2 separate regions of the Homo sapiens genome follow, and region 1 is linked to region 2. A link is a loop called in an ENCODE intact Hi-C map of the cell type or tissue named here. Cell type or tissue: chondrocyte. All regions are shown on one strand. Links, peaks and the distances in the headings refer to the core of each region. The heading gives the core; the rest is flanking DNA. Region 1 has its middle 30 kb from the start of DUSP2. Region 2 holds the start of ANKRD36C (ankyrin repeat domain 36C).

Region 1 (2,907 bases), core at 97-2,596, 180 kb after region 2:
AGGTCAGGAGTTCAAGACCAGCCTGGCCAACATGGTAAAATGTCTCTACTAAAAATACAAAAATTAGCCGGGCGTGGTGGTGCGCACCTGCAGTCCCAGCTACTGGGAGGGCTGAGGCACGAGAATTGCTTGAACCTGGTAGGTAAAGATTGCAGTGAGCCACTGCACTCCAGCCTGGGTGATAGAGTGAGACTCCGTCTCAAAAAAAAAAAGAAATGCATAAGTGCATTATCTTTTAGCCTCTTAATTAATACTGTAGAAAACAAAAGAATATGAAGGCAAGATCCAAAGGAGTATCCAGAACATTCTGGGTGATGAACCAGCAGGCCGCTGGTGTAACTATGTTCGAGACAGTTGGTCTCAGGAACGGAGTCACAGCTCACCCAGTCCTACTCTGTCCTTGCTACACAGGACTGAGGCTTTGCTGGTTCTCGATGCTGGGCTGTGCAATTATGTCTAGGCCAGGGTTGTCTCCCCAGCTGCTTTATAATTCCTTTGAAAGTCCTAAAGCACACAGTGGGCCCTCAATAAGTCCTTGCTGATTATCACCCCATCACACCTTCTTTCCTAGGCACAGAAATACAGGAAGCAATAATGAGTTTCATAAGAAGTGGAGGAATCATAACAGGAGCATTGGAACATCAGACAGCTGGATCCTCCGAGTGGCCTGGCAGTCCTGGCTCCTTCCGGAGTGGCCAACCCAGCTTCCTAGGCTGAACACCGGACTGGCCTCCAGGAGCAGGAGGGTGATGAGGAAAAAGGCAGCTCATCCAAGCTGCTGTCTAGTTATCCCCATCTGTCCATCTGTCTCCTCAGCAAACACATTCTTAGTCACCACCTGGAGCCTGTGACTCTCCCAGTTATCTAAAGGGACAAACCCTTGGCCTCCTCTTCCCACTGGTGCACTACTGTGCAACCTGCACAGGCTGTGGTCATCTGACCCACTTCCTCTCTTTCATTCATAGGACTTGATGTAAATCAAGGCTCTGAGGGGACGATGGTGCCCATATAGACCCACATTGAACTGTCAGTTGTCAGGAGCTATAAAATCCTTCCAGCAGCCACGGGCAGGCTGGCAAGACTCCTAGTGGGTGGCACAGCCCTGCCCCCTGCTGCTCAACATGGAAGCTGCAGGATAGGTGACCCTGGCCAGGCTGGGAGTCTTTATGGACTCTACTGGGACAGTGGCCTCCAGACACCGGTTTTGAAAATTCATCTCTTAAATTGAGTTCTCTGCAGATCTCCCCTTGTTCTAGATTGAATTGTATCCCTCTAAAATTCATATGTTGAAGGTCTAATCCCCAGTATCTCAGAATGTGACCCTATTTGGAGATAGGGTGTTACAGATACAGTTAAGATCAAGTCATAATGAAGTAGTGTGGTCCCTAATGCAATATGACTGGTGTCCTTATTAAAAGGAAATGTGGGCAACACGTGCATGCAGGGAACACAAAGGCAGGGACTGGGGTGATGCAGCTCACACGCCAGCAACCACAAAAAGCTGGGACAGAGTTCTAGAACATTCTCCCTCACTGCCCTCAGAAGGAGCCAGCCCTGCTCACACCTTGCTTTTGGACTTCCAGCCTCCAAAAATGTGAGACAATAAATTTTTATTGTTTAAGCCACTCAGTTTGTGGCACTTTGTTACAGCAGCTGATTATGACCAAACTAATACACTCCTCGTCCAGGGTGTTCTTAGGGTAGTTGGGAGTGGTTTTAAGGCTTTACGGCATGCATATTATGAATTCTAAAGATTTCTCCGAAAACTTCGCCAAGAAATTACACAGTGGAATGGAAAATGCATTGGATCCCAGAAGACCAAGGTTCTAGACCAGGGAAGAGCTGTGTGACTTGGAACAAATGCTAAGCTCTGAGCATCGTTTATAAATGAAAGATCTGTACCTGATGCCCTCTAAAGTGCCTTTCAGCATTAAACTACATTTGTTTAAATATTGGGCTCAATCCTGTCTAGGGAAATGCAAACTGAAATATACACACATACCCTGAACAGTCCCAAGCCCCCAAAAGCAGAGAACATTTTAAGAAAAAAATTTAAAAATAACAAAGTAAAGACCGGGTGCTGTGGCTCACACCTGTAATCCCAGCACTTTGGGAGGCTGAGGCAGGCGGATCACCTGAGGTCAGGAGTTCAAGACCGGCCTGGACAACATGGTGAAACCATATCTCTACTAAAAATATAAAAATTAGCTGGGCATGGTGGCATGCACCTGTAAGCCCAGCTACTCAAGAGGCTGAGGCAGGAGCATTGCTTGAACCTGGGAGTCAGAAGTTGCAGTGAGCCAAGATTGTGCCATTGAACTCCAGCCTAGGCAACAGAGCAAGACTCCAATGTCAAAAAACAAAACAAAACAAAACAAAAACACCAGACTGCGCAGGAGCTTGCTGACGAGCTCAGAAGGTGGTAGTGGGACAAATATAGCCAAGCGAATGCTCACCTGCCTGCATGATCACCACGAAACCCTGTGATTGGGCTTCCCATGTGTTTTGCTTACAGTGGAGATGACCCTGGTCGGGCTAGCAAGGCCTGACTCATCCTGCCAGCATGTATTTCTTGGACTGCTAAATGTGTCTTTCTCTTGGGAGCCTGGTTAGACACTGAGTTCAACCAACTCTGGTCTCTGACATGGTGGAGTTTCCCAGCCCACAGAACTGAGGTGCAGCTCCTGGGACACAGAAATGCACACAGCTGACCACTCCGGAGTCACCTGGGGACACCCCAACCTGCACCCACAAAGTTTCCCATTTCTGTATCTTCTTTTTTTTTTTTGAAACGGAGTCTCACTCTGTCGCCAGGCTGGAGTGCAGTGGCACGATCTCGGCTCACTACAACCTCCGCCTCCCAGGTTCAAGCGATTCTCCTGCCTCAGCCTCCCCAGTAGCTGGAAC
Region 2 (2,907 bases), core at 187-2,686:
TAACGCGTGAGCAGAACGAACTTCAGTTCCTCCAGATCACGATAGAAGACAGCTCTGTGGATCCCCTTCAGATGATACGGTTTAATGGGGTATTGGGGAAATAAGAAGCCATCCGAGCACAAGCGGTCCCTGAGGGTGGGCCACCTCTTCGGCTCCTTGTCATCCATAATGGTCGGCTGCAAATTGTAGCCTGCAGCCGTATTTCAGCTCGCCTTCGGGGATCGCCGCCTCCGAAGAGCAACAACAGGCAAAGCAGTCTGTCCACGGACCTTCGCACAGACTCTCAGCGCCTCCCGCCTCTCAGCAGAAACGCCCAACAGAAGGGTTAGAACCAGCGAGCACGCGCACCTTAGCCGGCCCTGCCCAACAGGCCCGAGGCAGAGAAACCGCCCTAGCAGCTCTCGCGCGCCCAGTGCAGGCGGCGGTTGCTGCGGAGGTGCCGCGGGAGGGCGGGGCTCCCTGGAGCGCGAGGCGCGCCCTGCCCCAGGGCCTGTTTAACTGTCGCCCGCGCGCTCTTCTCTTCCACAGGCTCCCGACGCTCGGAGCCCCCCGCGCTGGGCCCTCTGCAGCCCAGGGATGGGGTTGAGTGGTGCTTCTCCGCCTAGTGCCACCGCTGGGCCCACAGCCCGACATCGCCACTGCGTCGCCCCCGGGGTCCGCGCTGATGGGTGCGAGGCGGGAGGACGGGATCTGGGGTTGCCACAGCTGCAGCCAGCGCACCACTTGCAGGCGGCACTGCAGCTCGGGCTCCGGCGGGGGCTGGCGGGGCTCCCGTGGGATGGCCTCCTGAGCCCTGAGTGCGCCGCCATCCGGCCGGAGGGTGCGCGCCTCCTGCACCCCCGGCCGAAGCCCATGCCCGGCGCTCCTGCCGCAGACTGCCTGACTTGCCGCGGCCAGGCTGGCCCCGGGGTCCGCGCGGCTGGAGGCGCAGGCCTGGTCGGGGATTCCCAATCCTCGGGGACCCCTGCTCCATGTGCTGGTGGCGGCTGCAGCTGCAGCGCCCGTGGGCTGACGTGGCTTCCCGGAGCTGCGGCCGGCCAGCGCCCAAGGGCCCACAGGCTGCGCTGCCCTTGCCAGCTGCTTCTGACCCGCGCCCGGAGCGCAGGACCTGGCGCTTGGCACTCTGCAGCCACCGGGATGAGGCTGAGCGCCGGTTTTCGGCCTCGTGGCGCCGCTGGGGCCACAGCCTGACTTCACCACCCCGTCGCCCAAGTCCTATGATGGGCAGGTGTGAGGAGGGGCAATCGGGGTTCCCAAGGCTGCTGCCTGCATGCCACTCCGTGAGGAAGTTGAAATACATGGTCTCTAAGATTCCTTCCAGCTCTTCACCTCATGAGACATATAAATCAAGTAACATTCGTTATTGTGATTAGAAAAGCTGCATTTACACACGTTAGCCACTAGATGGGGACGTGCGATTGTTACAATGCTGAAGGTTTCCCGTATTTCTTTATTTTTTATTTGGCCGCTAGAGGGCACGCCTGCACTGCACTTAAAGTTGACTACTTTCAAGGAAAGACAAAGGAATTCTTGGATTTCTCCATTTTCCTCATCACCTGTGCTTATCAGAGAATTCCAGGGGCAAGCTACCCTTTCCAATTCATCACTAACTTATAAACAAAATTCTAAGGAGTAAGGAATGCTTCTTACTTACTTCCTATAACATACGTAAGAATGAACGCTCAAAATAAAAGTAATTTATTTAAAACTTGTGTTGAGTAATTATAACTGCAAAATTTTTGCTCATGTTTTTCATATGCTGTTCATTTGCAAATTATTAGAAATCTACATATTCTGTTCATCTCAGCATTATTTATAACAGGGAAAAATTAGACACTAGCCAAAAATCTAAAAACAGGGAACAGTAAGGAAAAAGCAAATGGTTCTTTAAATCATCATCACTAAAAGTGGTTGTGACTTAAAATAATGACATAAAAGATGCTTCTACGTTGTTGAGTAAAACATCAAGATAAATTTAAAATTCTATTTCGAGCTTAACATATTCATTTAAAAAGAGAAAAGAAATTTTAGAGAGTTTATCTTGTTGGATTATCGGATGTTATTTTTCTCTTTTTAATGCCATATACTTTTCAAATTTTCAGTGGGCTGGTATTACTTTTGTATTTAAAAAAGAAAAATATAAGGAAAAAGAAACCTGTCACACACTTTCTAGTGGATTTTACTGATCAGTCATCTCTGTATTTCTGGCATCAGCAAACTGAGCCAGAAACTCAGTGCCTCCCATTTCTTTCTTTTTTTTTTTTTAGACGGAGTCTTGCTCTGTTGCCCAGGCTAGAGTTCAGTGGCTCAAACTTGGCTCGCTGCAACCTCTGCCTCCCCGGTTCAAGTGATTCTTCTGCCTCAGCCTCCCAATTAGCTGGGATTACAGGTGCCCGCCACCACACCCGGCTAATTTTTGTATTTTAGTAGAAACGGGGTTTCACCATCTTGACCAGGCTGGTCTCGACTCCTGACCTTGTGACCCACTGGCCTCTGCCTCCCAAAGTGCTGGGATTAACAGACCTGAGCCACCGCGCCAGGCCAAGTGCCTCCCATTTCTTGTATTCACCTTTAAAACTCCTGCAATGAAGGACTCCCTCCTCCCTCATCTAACCTATTATGTGTGTGGTGAGTTCTGACTATGATATCATTCCTGATGTGAAACCGAAGTCTCCCTCTTCTAATTCCATCCACTGGTTCAGTTCTGCCTTCTGACAGAGTCCACGCCAGACTTCACATTTCTCCCAATCGTCTTTGTCCTACAAGGGCTTTCTATTCTTCAAGCTAAAGAGATACCAGTGATTCCATTCATTCATTCAGTTAACATTTAGGGGCCACATCTTGTGCTATGTCCTGAGATTTGCCAATGAGCAGAGCTCAGAGTATTGAAAAGACAAACACATACAC

Evidence for each region. A loop is a pair of places that touch in the nucleus more often than their neighbours do. Peaks named below come from ENCODE experiments on the same cell type or tissue, not always from the same donor. Only the 100,000 strongest peaks of a DNase experiment are listed, where the experiment ranks them.
Region 1: it touches region 2 in a loop (4-fold over the local background); 25 of 110 quality-filtered maps call a loop at or near these places.

What each region holds. Positions count from the first base shown.
Region 1 is chr2:96,173,603-96,176,509 of GRCh38, forward strand. No RefSeq gene overlaps it. Among named protein-coding and RNA genes, the nearest start is that of DUSP2, 30 kb to the left of the region's middle. RefSeq lists a silencer at 1,054-1,103 and an enhancer at 2,388-2,567. In chondrocyte, for the core only: CTCF peaks have their summits at 1,109 (motif pointing left) and 1,320; no DNase peak of the experiment used is centred there.
Region 2 is chr2:95,991,542-95,994,448 of GRCh38, forward strand. ANKRD36C (ankyrin repeat domain 36C) reads right to left here and starts at 283. Exons shown (of 88, transcript NM_001393982.1): 1 at 1-283. The coding sequence starts at 167. RefSeq lists silencers at 420-469, 500-559, 920-1,099. In chondrocyte, for the core only: a CTCF peak has its summit at 1,480 (motif pointing right); no DNase peak of the experiment used is centred there.